2 separate regions of the Mus musculus genome follow, and region 1 is linked to region 2. The links are chromatin loops, found by intact Hi-C in ENCODE. Cell type or tissue: heart. All regions are shown on one strand.

Region 1 (8,000 bases), 170 kb after region 2:
TAAAAGTAAGAACACTTGCGTATGCACCCAGCATGTATACGGCCTGGGTTCTAGGGTTCCATCCCCAGCCCCGTGCATAAGAGAAACTACCTGAATGCCCGTCAGTGGAGATTTAATTAAATGAATTTACCTTACACTTCTCGATGGAGTACTATGCACCCACTTAAAAGAATGAGGAGGCTGAGCATAGTTCCCAGTGATGGGAAGAGAGGGAAAGGAAAGGAGAGGAGAGGAGAGGAGGGGAGGGGAGGGGAGGAGAGGGAAAGGGAGGGGAGGGGAGGGGGGAAGGGAGGGGAGAGGAAGGGAGGGGAGAAGGGAGGGGAGGGGAAGGGGGGAGGGGAGGAGAGGAGAGGAGAAGAGGAGAGGAGAGGAGAGGAGAGGAGAGGAGAGGAGAGGAGAGGAGAGGAGAGGAGAGGAGAGGAGAGGAGAGGAGAGGGAGGGAAAGAGGGGGGAGGGAGGGAGAGATGCAAGAAATGTTTCTCAGCTAAAATACAGTTTTGTTTTGTAGCATATAGCATGTAGTCCAGGCTGGTCTCAAACTCTACGTAGATTAGAATGGTTCTGATTTCTTAAGTCTCCCCTCTCAGCATTCTGTGCACTGAGATGACAGTTGTGTGCCATTGTACCCGTCGTTGTCATCATCATCATCGTCGCCATCATCATCTTATGTGTATGGTGCTTGCTTTTACATATGTTTGTAGGCTACATATGTGCAGTGCTCTCAGAGGCCAGAAGAGGGCACTGGATCTTGGAACTGAAGTTACAGGCTGCCGTGTGGGTGCTGCGAGCTGAACCCAGATCCTCTGGGAAAGCAGCCAGTGCTCTTAATTGTTGAGCCATCTCTCCAGCTCTAGCTTTTTTTTGAATATATGAGTGCTATATCTCCCTGTATGCCTCCATGCCACAAAAGGCATCAGATCTCCTTACAGATGGTTGTGAGACACCATGTGGATACTGGGAATTGAACTCAGGACCTTTGGAAGAGCAGTCAATGCTCTTAACCACTGAGCCATCTCACTCTCCAGCCTGCTCCAGCTCTAGTTTTTGTTTCTTTGAGAGAGAGTTTTTTCATTAGGGCAAGCTGACCTGGACTCACCATGTAAGTCGGGCTATTATTATTATTATTATTATTATTATTATTTTAAATCAAAGGCTTTGTTTTAAGTTGCTAAATTTGGTGGCTATTTGTTATGCAGCAAAACTGATATATTTAATCACTACCCATGTACTATATTGGTTTATTTAATAAATATTTTGTTTTGTTTTTCGAGATAGGGTTTCTCTGTGTAGCCCTGGCTGTCCTGGAACTCACTCTGTAGACCAGGCTGGCCTTGAATTTAGAAACCTGCCTGCCTCTGCCTACCAGGTTCTGGGATCAAAGGCGTGCGCCACCACTGCCGGCTTATTTAATAAATCTTAAGTTCACAGATAAAAGTCTTCAGGCAACTCATCTTATTACAACGTCTGTGTGGAATCAATAAATTAGCATTCATATAGTCAGAAGATGTCTGTTGACTCTTGCATGGCAACCTCTTCATCACCGTTGTCCCTAGCATAATGTCAGATGGGGCTCAGTGGTAGCCCCATTCTTGGGTTTGCCTGCACCCCACCCCGGTCCCTACCCCGCCTCCAGTGCTCACCTTCCAGGAGGGACAGCAGCATCACCACCATGTCCTTCTGTAGGTCCAGCAGCTCCTTCAGCAGCTCTATCTGGCTGGAGTCCTGTAGGGCATACAGAGATGTGAGAGGCTGCCCCCTGCAGCATGCCTTCCATTGGTTTCCGGCTCCCTCACCTATCCAGTGGGGCCTAAGTCCTCTTCCTCCTTTCTCTTACCTCTGAGGGAACCCGCGTCCAAACATGTTCCTCGGAAAGCAGAGGAAGGGCAGAGAGACAAGATTGTGGGGTGGGGTTGGCACCCAGGGGCAAATGTGTGTGGGGTATGAGGCTGGCAGATCAGGAAGCCGTGAGTCTTGGAGAGCAGACATTCAGGACGGAGCAAGACAGACAGACAGACAGACAGGGACAGATACTGTGGACAGAGACTCAAATCTTAGGAGGATAACATTCCAGCCTGGTGCCTGGTCTATGGGGCGGTTGGCCATGCCAGAGCTAACTGTGATGGGTGGGTGGGACCGTGAGGAGGTGCAAGAGGAAAGGCTGCAGGTGAGGTGGACAGCTGTGCAAGTTCTGGTATGCCATTTGGGGGAGCCTAAGAACATAGTACATGCCTGACCGCAGTGTCCAATGTGGGAGCTCACAGAAACCTCTGTCAAAGTCCCCCGTGGTGGCATCTGTACTATACTGAGTCACATGCACATGCCATTCATGACTTACACATGAGCTGTGCTACCTGGTTGCACTGTGAGCCGCTCATTCTGACCCTAATGCAACCCATGGTTTCAAAGTTTGGTATTCTGACCCAAGGCCTCAACAAACTAGGAAGCAAGTATCTCTAGGTTAAGTGGGCCTGGGCTCTGTGCCTTCCCACGAGCCTGTCTTAGATGTCACAGTTGAGGGGGTGAGTTATAATTCTTTCAGAGCTCATGGGGCTAACTCATGGCTCTAGGAATGAATACATCAGTGGGTCTGGCCAACCTTTCTTCCCTAGGGCTGAGACCACTGGCAAGCACATGACCCAAGATAGCAGTTAGAGAATCTTGGATCTTTTATTTAAAACTTTTAGGAAAGACCTGTTTCACACAGCCTGGAGCTGCTAGTGTGGTGAAGAGAAGCCTAGCACCATTTTTTCTCAGGCCCTAACTAAATGATTCTAGGCAGGTGTTCTACGACTGAGTCACACTTCCAGCTCCTTGTATTGAATATCCCTTATCACGTGTGTCTGGAGTACGGCTGATGAATTATCATAATACTTGAAAGTGTGTTTCCACCAATATTTAAAGTTTACAGCAACATCACACGGCCAACTGTACTGAGAAACTGAAAAATTTCAGTTCAATTCCTTTCATAGTCAGATGGCACTCTGGACAAATTAGGAGGTCTCTGCTTTCTTAAGACACTGCTTTGTGGGAAATTATATGGAATACTTGTCTGCCACCTGCCGGACAGTTATTGTACTGCACCAATATATTTGCAATGGTTAGGTTGTGTCTAGCGCCACGTGGTTGCCCGCGGAGCACAAACTCGCATAACTGTACATGGAAGCTTTGACTAAGGCGACCAAGCAGAAGCACAAAATGGATGAGGTGTGCGCGAGGCATTCACGAAGCTGTAGAGGAGCAAGGCAAGTATTCTGGGAGCAGGATCCTTACATCATGGGTACTTGGCACGGGAGTCTTCTGCCGCAGGCAGGGTAAAAGAAGGAACGCTTCAGCCCCAGGTCCTAACCTAGCAACATAGTCCCATCCTATTCCCCAGAGCTGGAAGAATCTGGGATGACCTCATTAGAAGGAAAATGGTATGAACCTGTCCTAGAAGAGTTCTGGACGGGAGGGATGGGCTCCAAAGTCAAACCGGTGGAAGTATAGGTGGGAAATGAGCAGTTTAGTGGGAAAGAGGAAAAAGCATGCAGACGACCAATTCAGAAGGGGTTTGGGCCATAGGGAGCGAACCTGTCTGGAGCATGCGCAGAGCACTAGGGGACCGACCAGTGGGACAGGGGCCGATCAGGGGATTCTAGGGGATGGCTGGAGGGAAAGAGCTGTTCTCAGACGAACTCAAACCTGAGCCAGCTTCATCATCATGTGCGCGAACACGTGCAGGAAGCCCACCACGGCATCCCAGAGGCGACTGTGCGCCAGACTCTGCTGGTTTCCGGTGCAGGGTCCCTGGGGAACAAAGGGTGGCCTGAAGCCTCAGCAGGAGCGCTGGATGCCGGCAGCTCCGCCTCCGCAGGTCCCCGAGTGCGGACCCTACCTGGATGTACTCGGTGAGGCTGTTGAACACTTGTTTAGCTACCGACATGGCTTTGGAGAAGTTTCTCTTTCCCTGTTCCTCGATGACATCCTTGCCCGAGTAATACCAGTAGAAGTCACTGATGGATTCCTGTGGGTCCGGGAGGGCATGAAGGATGCTGGAGCCATGCGAGGTCCCTCGGGCCCCTGGCTCAGGTCCCATGGGGCTGGGCCACCCTTCCTCACCTGCAGCCGCAGGAGGTAGTCCACTGTGCAGATAATGATATTGATGGTGGTCGTGTTCCCAGTCTGTGTCCGTAGGTAGTTTTGGAAATCTGAGGAAATGAAACATGTATTCATTCAGTGAGCGCCTGTGTCTGGGGAGACAATGGTGTCTGCTCATTTAGGGTTAGGATCAGGGTTCATATTTCATGCCTACTGTGTGCCGGAAGTCATGAAATTACCTTTGGAAGTATGAAGTATGTGTGCCACACAGGGATGGAGGGTCACTTAGATATTTGACATTTATCTAAAGACACTGCGGAGGTTCTCCGTGCAGCAAATGCAGTGGGGATTCAGCCCCCCACTTCTCTTTCCTATTCTCTCTCTCTCTCTCTCTCTCTCTCTCTCTCTCTCTCTCTCTCTCCTCTCTCTCTTTCTTTGTAAATTTTAAAAGATTACTTTATGGGCCTGGAGAGATGACTCAGTGGTTAAGAGCATTGGCTGCTCCTGCACAGGTCCTGGGTTCAATTTCCAGCACCCATATAGTGGCTCACAACCATCTGTAACTCCAGTCCCCGGTGATCTGACGCCCTCTTCTGGTCTCCTCGAGAACTGCATGCACACAGGGCCCATACATACTCGATACCCATACACACGAAAAAAAATTTTTTTTTCATTTATTTAGGTATGGGTATGATAGTCCCTGTCATTAATTTCAGCACTAGGAAGACAGTCAGGTAGATCTTTGTGAGTCTGAAGCTAGCCTAGTGTATTGGGCAAGTTCCAGGCCATTCAAGGCTACAGTGAATCCTGTAAATTTTTTCATTTGTTTATTCCTGAGGTGAAGCAGGGGAGGGCTAATACATGCTGGATGCTAATAAGGCTAGAAGTCAGCTCTCTCCATCCACCAAGTGCGTCCTGAGAAGGAGTTCAGGTCACGAGACCTGGCATCAAGTCCTTTATCCACTGAGCTGTTTAACCAGCTTCTCTTTCTGTTTCTCTGAGACAGTCTGGAGAGTGCCTCAGGCTAGCCTTAAACCCTCTTACCTCAGACTCTCACCTACCAGAATTACAACTGTGCTACCCTCACACCCAGCTTCAATTGTTTTTATTTATATTAAATAATTAATTAGTTTAGTGTTTTTTTTCAAGACAGGGTTTTTCTGTATAGCCTTGAGTGTCCTGGAATTAGCGCTATAGACCAAACTGGCTTTGAATCCAGCGATCCATCTGCTGCTGCCTCCTGAGTGCTGGGATTAAAAGCATGTGTCACCATTCCCAGCTTCTAATTGCTTTTTAATTAAGTTTTCCTGAACAAATATTTAATAGATAGAGATAAAATCCTCCATTTCTTTGTCCTTGTTCTCTTCTTTTGTTTTGTTTTATTTTGCTTTGTCTTGCTCTTTGAGACAGGCTATCATGTAGCCCAGGCTAGCCTTGAATTTAGTATGTAGCTGAAGAGACTGGCAGATCCTTGGTTCAGCAGGTCTAAGTGGTAAAGGTGTGTATATATGGCAGGGGACACTTCTTGTTCAGTGAGAAATCCTGTTTCAAGACTATAAGGCAGAGAGTAACAACAGAAGACACTTGATGCATGACAGTCACACGCATCACAGTCACACGCATCACAGTCACACACATCACAGTCACACACATCACAGTCACACGCATCACAGTCACACACATCACAGTCACACACATCACAGTCACACGCATCACAGTCACACGCATCACAGTCACACGCATCACAGTCACACGCATCACAGTCACACAGATCACACAGTCACACAGATCACAGTCACACGCATCACAGTCACACGCATCACAGTCACACGCATCACAGTCACACGCATCACAGTCACACGCATCACAGTCACACGCATCACAGTCACACGCATCACAGTCACACGCATCACAGTCACACAGTCACACACATCACACAGTCATACACACATTACAGTCACACACATCACACAGTCATACACACATTACAGTCACACAGATCACACAGTCACACACATCACACAGTCATACACACATCACAGGCACACACACACAGATCACACAGTCACACACATTACACAATCAGACAGTCAGACACAAACACACATCACACAGTGTCATAGATACACAGAAACCTCTCACAGACACACACACAAAGGCAGGCAGACAGACAGACAGACAGACAGACAGACACACACACACACACACACTTTCCCTCTGGGTGGTTTGTGGCTTTCTATGTACTGTGAACATTGTAAACACCACCTTGTGGCACTCGCTTGTCATGGGAAACAGCTTGCAGGGAAGGTTGGTTAGGCTTTAGGCTGCTCTTGGTTTCTGGGCTCCCTGGGCAGCCAGGCGGCTTGGACTCGTCCTGCCAGAGTATCTCAGCACAGGGACTGCAGGCCTCTGCCACCACGCCCGGCTTAACTGTCCCTTCAGCATAAGCTGTTCGAGCCGCACAGAGTTTAACGAGTGGGCTGCGTCACACTGGATTTTGTTAAATTGGCACAATGAAGGCAGAGCCTGCGAAATTTCTCACTTCTGCTACGAGAGGATCCGTACATCTCCTGGGAAAATGTTCTCTGTGATAAACAAATGAATAAATCAAATATATTCACTTTTAAGCGCCGAGCAATTGGTACGTCTGTGGACTCTGGCGTCCATCCTTTAGAGATGCTTTAGGGCTGCCAAATGCCCGTGGGAAAGCCGAGTGTGACGAATTGCCTATCTGGGGAAACTGGCCAAACTGGATTTTGGCAGACTGCCTTTGGGGAGTTAGTTGGACTGGCCAGAGGAAGTGAAAGTGAAGCTAAGTGGTTTGCTTCCAGAAATTTCAGAAGCCAGAGAAACTTGTGATTGTTATTTGTTATTTGGGTCTCCTGTGGCTTCACACTACCTATGTAACTAAGATGGCCTTGGGCCCCTGATCCCCATAGTAGAGCCGAAGGCTGGATGAGGTCTGCAGGGCTAGAGAAGTCATTGCTGCCGATAAGAGGAGGGATTGGAGTAATTTGGGTGACTTTTGGAAGCTCCGCCCCCACCCCGCCCACCCTCCTTCTCACCATTGTTGTGCCCCTCGCAGAGCAGCTGCAGGAAGCGGAACAGGTCCTGTGTGAACTCGTCATCCGCCATGACTTTCTCTCCTGGGTGGGAAGAAGGGGAGCCGGGAGGGGTCAGATGTGCCAGGACACAGCACACACATGCACACAACCCATGCACACTGCACAAGCATGCACAACGTAACGGGGGGGGGGGTGGGCTGGAAGGAGCAAGCAACACTTCAAAGACACTGTGAGGGCCACCGGCATCCAAGACACCAGCCTGTGAGCTCTGTAGATGGAGGCCTGAGGAGCTGGCCTCCTCATTGGCTCACGAAGCTAGGGCCTCAAGTGTCTTTTCACATCAGTGTCTCTCCGATGTCACCACTTGTGTGACATCTAGGAGTGACCCAGCAGACATTTAGCAGCTGGTATAACCCTGAGCCAGACTCCAGGCTGCAGGGGTTAATGGATTATAGGGGTTGGGGTCACTTGCACACAAGGCTCTGGGCAGGGGAGGGCTGGGCTGGGAAGAGACAGGGATTGAAAGCCAACCAACTGGCCCCAAAGCTTCAAAAGCAGCCAACCAGGGAAAAATAGAGGTGTGTCAACATGGTCCAATCAGAATAGACATCTGAAAGAAACCAATCACGGTGCGCTGTAAGGCTAGATTGGGAATGGGCCAATCAGAGCAGGCGCAGAGGGCACGCGCGGCACCAATCAGAGTGGTTGCCTCCAACAAGGACCACCAGACTAGGTTTGGGTCGCACAGCGCAGAGAGGGTGGGAACGGGGGAGGGCTCATCCCACCTTGGACTGGGAATCTGGGTCTGGAAGCCCCCAAAATATCCAGCTGAAAGGGGACCTTGACTGTCTTTTCAAA
Region 2 (8,000 bases):
GACAGAGAAGCAGGAGAGGTAGCAAGTTCCTAATCTCCAAGGCAACTTTCCACTCCCAGCATGCATCTGGCCTCCGGCTCTGCCACCTGCTGGGTGGGGCAGGAGTAGGGTGGTGGGGATAGGGATGGGAAAGATCTTTCAGGAAGGCTGCTGGGCTGTTAGGAGTGGTAACTGCTCAGCGCTCCCACCCTCCCTTTGCCTGCCTTCCAGAAATTTCTCTTTCATTCTTTATGAGTCACCCCTACACACACCCACACACACATACACACACACACACACACACACACACACTTTCTCTATTTCTCTAGAGTGCTGGTCTAGGGAGACTAAAACTCAGGCTATTGGAAGTTTCCCCAATGTGTTTCATTTGATCTGGGTGGTGACTGGCAGCCCGGGACACCCACCAACCCATATTCCATCACACTCTCATTGGATGGGAAGGTGGGCTCAGTTCCAAGGAGGAGCTGATAGAGACCTGAAGAAGAAAAGTAGGAACCACTGAGAAGAGAGAGGGAGAGAGAGAGAGAGAGAGAGAGAGAGCGAGAGAGCAGAGCGCTGATCTTGATCTTTGGGCAAATTGTTCCCATGAGCACTGTTTCCTGTACGTCAGTACAGTGGCTCGATATACTCCACATATCCTGGTAAGGTTCAGACACACATCTGGACACCCAGAGGTCTCAGCAGCCTGGCCACTGTTAGTGAAACTTCATTATTTGACCCTCCGTTACTGGCCACTCCATTACTGACCACTTCAAACGTGCCAACACACTCTTGGTAACCTGGGGGGTAGGGTGGGGGCACAGCATAGGATAAAAAGGAATAGCGGGTTTCCTGGGGACCCCATTGAGTTATTATGCCTGTCTTTGACGGCAGAAGCAGAGGTGGCCAGGACAAAGCAGAGCAGCCTGCGCTCCAGGGAAGAGGCTCCTTTCAGAAAGGGTGGAGGCTGATGCTTGCGCAGCCTTTCTGGATCCACTAGATCTCCAGGGGAGTCCAGTGTCTGACAGGGCGGTAGGGGTATGAAAGGGGAGGTGAGAAGAGCACAGGGCAAACCTCCCCAGTCTTGGTATTAAAGGTTGTCCCTATCTCTAAGCCTAGGAAAAGGGGAGAGGGAGCTGGTGTGTGGGGGCAGGGCAGGAGGAGACTCGCCCGGCCTTGACAGCTTTGCCTTAGGGCAGGGGTCTGTGCCAGCTGTGGGCGTTGGATGGAAAGGGAGGAGCTGAACCACTACCTTGCCTTTACTTAAGGTCCCCTCCCACAGCGACTGGCCACATTGTTGCTGTATTGCTGTGCCCGCCATGTCTGTAAGTATACTGGGGCCCAAGCTGGGGAAACGGGGCTTTGGGACAAGGCCAAGTCTGGAAGCTGGGACTAGCTTAAACCTCCCCTTCAAAGCAAAAAACGGGTATCAGGAGAGCTGGCTGCTATCTCTTGGGTTTCACCAGCACGTCCTGATAGGTTGTCTCCCAGCTGGCTTTGCTTTCTTCTAACTGCATTGTCTCTGTCAGGTCTGTGTGCCTGTCTCTGCCTCTCCGTTAATCTGCATCCCTCTTGGTTTCTGCCTGGTCCCTGGAGTTCCTAGCTGGGGCTGACCAGTCTGTTTCTTTGTCTCCCTGGTTCTCATTCTTGCCCCACCCAATTCTTACAGGCTACCCAGCACAAGACCTCCCTGCCTCAGGGCGTCCGCGTGGGCACTGTCATGAGAATTCGAGGCATGGTCCCTGACCAGGCTGGCAGGTGATATCCCAGGTTCCAGGGGAAAGGGTGGGTGGGGCATCTCCTGGCTCAGTTGAACCCTGGTTCTTAGAGCCCACATATGGTGTCCCTGGAACCTTGTTTGCCATGTGGAGTCTTGGAGTCCCTATTGCTAGCTTAATTTGGATATTTTCACTGATGTTCCCCAAGACTTGTGGGTGGGTGTGCCCAAGTCTCCCTAAAAATGTAGGCTTCTAGAACAATAATAAGAATCCCTGGTTAGTCCTACGATCTCCATGTCCAGTTTTCCAGGACAATGAAAATCTCTCTTGGATCTTGAAGCTACCCTGGATGCCCAGGGTACCCGGTCATCAAGTCCATGACCTACTAAAATTGAGACCTTGGGCTTTGTGGGAATATTGATAACCTGGAATAGTGGGGTCCCTTGCTATTAACTCTGCTTATCTGGAGTGCGATTCCCTGAACCCCACTCAGGCACAGCAGGCCATCCCACAACCTAGGACAGCTCCAGGCTCTGGAAATGAGGGGGATCCTGGCTACAAACACAGGGACTCCCTATGGGTGTGGGTGTGCCGGTGGAACCACATAACTTGCACATGGTGGTTGCTGATCTTTGAGGCTTACTGTCCCCGAAGGTTCCATGTAAACCTGCTATGCGGTGAGGAGCAAGGAGCAGATGCCGCCTTGCACTTTAACCCGAGGCTGGACACTTCCGAGGTTGTCTTCAACACCAAAGAACAAGGCAAATGGGGCCGTGAGGAGCGAGGCACCGGCATCCCCTTCGAGCGTGGGCAGCCCTTTGAAGTGCTCCTCATCGCCACAGAGGAAGGCTTCAAGGTGGGTCTTTGAAGGAGAACACTCCAGACCCAGGTCTAGAGCCAAATGCTGGGGACTGAGCTGTCGAGGATGGCGGGAAAGCCCTTGGGGTACTGGAACCCCAGGCCCAGACCTGACACGGGCCTCCAGAGACCCTCTCCAGGTCTGCTTCTAAGAGCGACAAAACAGAGATCAAGAGCCAAGTGCTCAGGGACTGGGTGTCCTAGCAGTACATTGTGTCCCATTACAATGGACAACAGACCCATTTTCCTTCTGGGGAGAGGGAGGCTTGGGTGTAGTTAGCCTCTTCCGGGGCCACAGACCGGGACCCGCATCCAGTCTTAACTTGGTCTCTCACCCTGCAGGCTGTGGTCGGGGATGACGAATATCTCCACTTCCACCACCGGATGCCGCCCGCGCGCGTGCGCTTGGTGGAGGTGGGCGGAGACGTGCAGCTGCATTCAGTGAAGATCTTCTAAGCAAGGACCCAAGGGCGTGGCGGGTAGGGGTGGGGGTGTAGGATCGCAGAGGAGGGTTTTGGATGGCGAATAAAGTGTAGCTGTAGTTCTGACTGTGCCTGTGTCCTTTATGTGTGACTGAAGAAATTGAGACTCAGAGAAAAACATAGTAACCCAGGGGCAAAGTGAGCCTGTGTCTGAGACGCTGTTCAGGACTTGCTGCGCAGGGGCCCAGTAGGGTTTCCTTTGGGGAGCGATCAGGTATGGGGTGGGAGTGGGGGTAAAAAGTCAGGCTGTGTAACCCAGGTCGGTTAAATTGTGGCCACTCCCTTGTCTCAGCCTCCCAAGTACTGGCAGAAATTACAGGGAGTACGATCACACCAGTTACTTTATAAGTGTGTGTGTGAGAGGCAGGCGGATTTCTGAGTTCGAGGCCAGCCTGGTCTACAAAGTGAGTTCCAGGACAGCCAGGGCTATACGGGGAAACCCTGTCTCGAAAAAAAAAACAATCCCCCCCCCCAAAAAAATGTGTGTGTGTGTGCGCGCGCACGTCTCTCTCTGTCTGTCAGTCTGTCTGTCTGTCCGTCTCTGGTAGGTGTACATAAATGAAAAGGGTGGTGTTACAAGGAGTTGTGAGGTGTCCGACGTGGGTACTGAGAACTGAACTCAGGTCTAACGCAAAAAGCATCAAGTGCCTTTTGCACAGCAAGCCGTTGTGTTCCGGCGGCTTGCTAACATTTGGGGGTACTGTTATACTACACTATGTCATCTTTATAAAGGCCACCAAAATACCTCCTTTTGAAAAAGGGGAAATGCTGGGCCTGGTGGCTCACGCCCGTTAGTTACCTCAGCACTTGGTAGGCTGAAGCAGAACAATTGCCCGGAGTTCCAGGCCAGCCTGGGATACAGAATTGTCTCAATAAGTAGTTAGATAAATTAGTTAATTAAATGACAAGGGGGGGTTCCATTTTATCTCTCTCATCTGGACATCCCAAACTTACGACTTCCTGGGCTTCCTGGAGGTGCCAGGGCAGGCAGGGATGGGCATCTCCCACAGGATGGAGCCTCTCCCAGCCTGGAAACAGGTCGCCACTCGCACACCCCCAGGGCAGACGCAATGTCTCCAGCAGATGTTACTCTGAGCTGGGCGGGGCGTAGCGAGCAGGTCCCCATCGCAGTCATGCACCCCTTGGACACAGGTCGTGCGGTCCTGAATTGACGATCCCGACCAACTTCCCTGGCCCTGCCATAAATAAGCGATTTCCGTGGCCGGGCACAGCCACGGTTTATTTTCAGGCTCCGACAGGGAAGCACCAGATGCGGGGCCCCGGAGCCAACACCGCTCTCGCTGGAGACCAGGAAGCCCTCCCTGTGGCCTCCACTTTAGGCAGCAGGTTGGAGCTCCACGTTGGCCTTCTTTCTAGAACTTTCTTCCAGAGACACGCCCAAGAGGGACAGGCCACAGATCTGTGCCCAGGCCTAGAGCACAAACGACAGTTCCCCCTGGTGGCCACTGTCCATCTTATCACCTGGATCAACGCGGGCGCAGGAAACTCCCTAGAATCTCTGAGGCCTCAGTGGGACCCTGGAGGCCAGATCCTCAGGGTCCTGTTCTTCTTCTACCCAAGGTTTTCTGCCCTTGGGGCCTTCCGCTGGAGACCCTTCACCTTGCCCGCACCCTGAATACCCAAAAGCCGCGCTATGGACGGGCGCCCCCTAGTGGTAGAAAAGAATTCTGGCAACACCGAAGCAATGTTCCGAGTTAATTCTTTTTTTTTTTTTTTTTTTTTTTTTTTAAGATTTATTATATCTGCCAGGCAGTGGTGGCGCACGCCTTTAATCCCAGCACTTGGGAGGCAGAGTCAGGTGGATTTCTGAGCTCGAGGCCAGCCTGGTCTACAAAGTGAGTTCCAGGACAGCCAGAGCTATACAGAGAAACCCTGTCTCGAAAAAACCAAAAAAAAAAAAAAAAAAAAAAAAAAAAAAAAAAAAAAAAAAAAAAAAAAAAGATTATATCTAAGTACATTGTAGCTATGTTTAGACACACCAGAAGAGGGCGTCAAATCTCATTACGGATGGTTGTGAGCCACCATGTCGTTGCTGGGATTTGAACTCAGGATCTTCAAAAAGAGCAGTCAGTGCACTTAACTGCTGAGCCATCTCTCCAGCCCTCTTTTTCTTTTTAAAGTAAATTTAATTTATTTTGTTTGTTATTGTGTATGGTGTGTTTTTGTGGCACACGCCTTTAATCTCAGCACCTGAGAGGCTGATGCAGGCAGACGCCAGCCTGGTCTACAGAGTGAGTGAGTTCCAGGATGGCCGGTGCTTTCTCAGAAAAGAAAAAAAAATTCCTTTACCACTTTTCAGCTTATTAATGAATAAGTCTCAGATAGTCTTCCAGCTCCTTGTTCTTTCCTGCTGGGAGGGTGGCTAGTCAGCTTGCTCTGAGGAGCCTATGATCATCTGCCTTCTATAGGAGCCCTGCCAAACGCACCCGGCTTTTATGTAGGTTCCAGAAGACGGTATTTTGATCATCTTCATCACGCAGGCACCTTAAATACTAACCATCTTCCATGTCCCTTAATGAGTGAATTATTAAATGAGTGAATTATTACTTATTTATTGTTTTGGAGGCAGGACTCACTGTAGCGTCTGTCTGGCCCAGAATATATATTCTGAACTCAGATCTCTGAGTTCAAAGCCAGCCTCGTCTACAGATCGAGTTTCAGGATAGCCAGGGCTACTCAGAGAAACCTTGCCTCGATAGGCAGAAATAAATCAAAATAGAAAACTAAATGAGTAATCAAATCAAACAAAAAACGATGTCCCTTTGAGAAATATTCAAAATAGAATGCTAACTAAGCAGCGGTCTTGGCACAGTGGGGAATGGGGTCTGTGCACCTTGCTGCAGTAGATAGCAGTAAACCACTGATGTTTCTAAACACTCTCAGGAGCTGGAGAGATGGCTCAGTGCCTGAGAGTACATACCTGCTCTTGCAGAAGACCTACGTTCATTTTTCAGTACCCATGTCAATAATATGAGCTCAAAACATCGGCCCCAGGGATCCATCTCCTTTTTCTGGCCTCTGGCACATGAATGTATATGCAAACATCTACACACATGCATGTGTTAAAAAACAAAAATGGGCAGGGCATGGTGGTCCATGCTTTCAATCCCAGCAATTGGGAGGCAGAGGTAGGTGGATCCTTGTGAGTTCTAGGCTATGTAATGGGATGCTATTAAAAAGAAAAAAAGGAGGGGGCTGGAGAGATGACTCAGCGGTTAAGAGCACCGACTGCTCTTCTGAAGGTCCTGAGTTCAAATCTCAGCAGCCACATGGTGGCTCACAACCATCCATAATGAGATCTGATGCCCTCTTGTGGAGTGTCTGAAGACAGCTACAGTGTACTTACATATAATAAATAAATAAATCTTTTAAAAAAAAGAAAGAAAGAAAAAAGGAAATAGAAAAAAGGGGGAAATTTTCAAAACACACGCTGTGCTCCAAGTTTTCACAGAGGGGGTCTTCCCTCTGCAGACTTTGAGATGTATTCACATTAGCTAACTTCCCCCAGGCCTCCAGGTAAGTGGCAGTGTGGTCTCCGAGCTGCTTTTAGCTCCAGGAATCACACCAGTCATAGTGACATCCCTGAGTCCCTACTGTGTATTAGTCCCCAGTTATGAGTGTTCTTAGAAGAAAACAAATAGTATTTAAAATCTTTTTTTTGCTGGGCGTGGTGGCACTCGCCTTTAATCCCAGCACTTGGGAGGCAGAGGCAGGCGGATTTCTGAGTTCGAGGACAGCCTGGTCTACAAAGTGAGTTCCAGGACAGCTAGGGCTACACAGGGAAACCTTGTCTTGAAAAAAAAAAAAAAAAAAAAAAAAAAAGAACAACTTTTTTTTTTTTTTTTAGTTATTTAATGTGAATGAGTATTCCTGCACCTGTGTCTGGGTATCACACCCATGCCCGGAACCCTCAGAGATCAGAGAGATCATCAGATTTCCTGGAACTGAAGTTATAGACAACTTCAAGTCACTAAGTGGATGCTGGGACTCTGCCCACTGAGCCACACTCCCCAGTCCTATGGTTAGCCCTTTCAGTTTGGGGGGTTTTGTTTGTTTTTGTTGTTGTTTTTCCCAAAACAGGGTTTCTATATGTGGCTCTTGCTACCCTAGAACTTGTTCTGTATACCACACTGGCCTTGAACTCACAGAGCTCCTCCTGCCTCTGCCTCCTGAGGATTAAAGATGTGCACCACCACCACCACCACCACCACCACCACCACGCCCCTTTCAGGTTGGTGTTTTTTGTTTTTTTTCTAAAATAGATTTATTATTTTTATTTTATACGCGTGAGTGTTCTACCTGTATGCATGCGTGTGAACCAGGCTGGTCTCAAGCTCACAGTGATCCTCTCCAATCCTCCTGCCTCAGCCTTTCGAGCACTGGGATCGTGGGTATACACCACATCTAGCAGAAAGTTGTAGACAACGTATATTTGACCTGGCTTTTTCATCCTGTTTAAGGATATATCGGTTATCTATTACTGCATAACAACAAGCCCCCCCCCCCCCCCGAGAACTTACCACTGATTATCTTACTTGATACCTGAGGTTAGGAATTTGGGAGTGACTCTGCGTGGTGGCTCAGGACTGCTCATGCCAGTGGAGCTTACAATCCTATAAAAGAGAGAGTGGTGCACTGAGGATGGAGGCCCAGTTTGCCCCACTTCCTATGGCTCACATGCTAAGAATGAGTTTTCCAAGCTTAAATAGCTAGAGAGAGAAAAAAAAATCAAAGACAACTTCCATTATGTGATACTGAAAATTATATGACTTCACACTTTGGTGTTCACAAATAAAGTTTTATTGGCACTGAGCCACGCTCATTCTGTCGCGTTATCTAGTGGCTGGTATCTTGCTTCACCAGCGTTGCAACATTGTGGCATCGCCCACAGTGCTTTAAACGCTTGCCTCACCCATCGTGCCTTGCGCTTATGTACTCAAGC

What was found. Hi-C counts contacts between places; a loop is a spot of excess contacts. Peaks named below come from ENCODE experiments on the same cell type or tissue, not always from the same donor. Only the 100,000 strongest peaks of a DNase experiment are listed, where the experiment ranks them.
Region 1: a loop joins it to region 2, with 2.4 times the contacts of the local background. A loop is called at or near these places in 5 of 42 quality-filtered maps.

What each region holds. Positions count from the first base shown.
Region 1 is chr7:29,036,707-29,044,706 of GRCm38, forward strand. Ryr1 (ryanodine receptor 1, skeletal muscle) reads right to left here. Exons shown (of 106, transcript NM_009109.2): 84 at 7,143-7,223; 85 at 4,099-4,187; 86 at 3,875-4,003; 87 at 3,682-3,786; 88 at 1,641-1,722. Among named protein-coding and RNA genes, the nearest start is that of Gm38979, 11 kb to the left of the region's middle. In heart, CTCF peaks have their summits at 735 (motif pointing right), 3,081 (motif pointing left) and 4,692 (motif pointing left); DNase peaks (open chromatin) are centred at 3,095, 6,825, 7,175, 7,845 and 1 weaker place; H3K4me3 peaks cover 1,385 bases; H3K27ac peaks cover 1,163 bases; H3K27me3 peaks cover 1,594 bases.
Region 2 is chr7:28,863,183-28,871,182 of GRCm38, forward strand. It overlaps Lgals7 (lectin, galactose binding, soluble 7), which reads left to right and starts at 1,204. Exons shown (of 4, transcript NM_008496.4): 1 at 1,204-1,304; 2 at 1,649-1,737; 3 at 2,352-2,553; 4 at 2,898-3,102. The coding sequence starts at 1,299. The coding sequence ends at 3,011. It overlaps Gm10648 (a long non-coding RNA gene), which reads right to left. Exons shown (of 3, transcript XR_881920.1): 2 at 7,594-7,671; 3 at 7,363-7,509. In heart, CTCF peaks have their summits at 2,913, 4,560, 4,766 and 6,373 (motif pointing left); DNase peaks (open chromatin) are centred at 2,959 and 4,469; H3K4me3 peaks cover 1,506 bases; H3K27ac peaks cover 2,644 bases.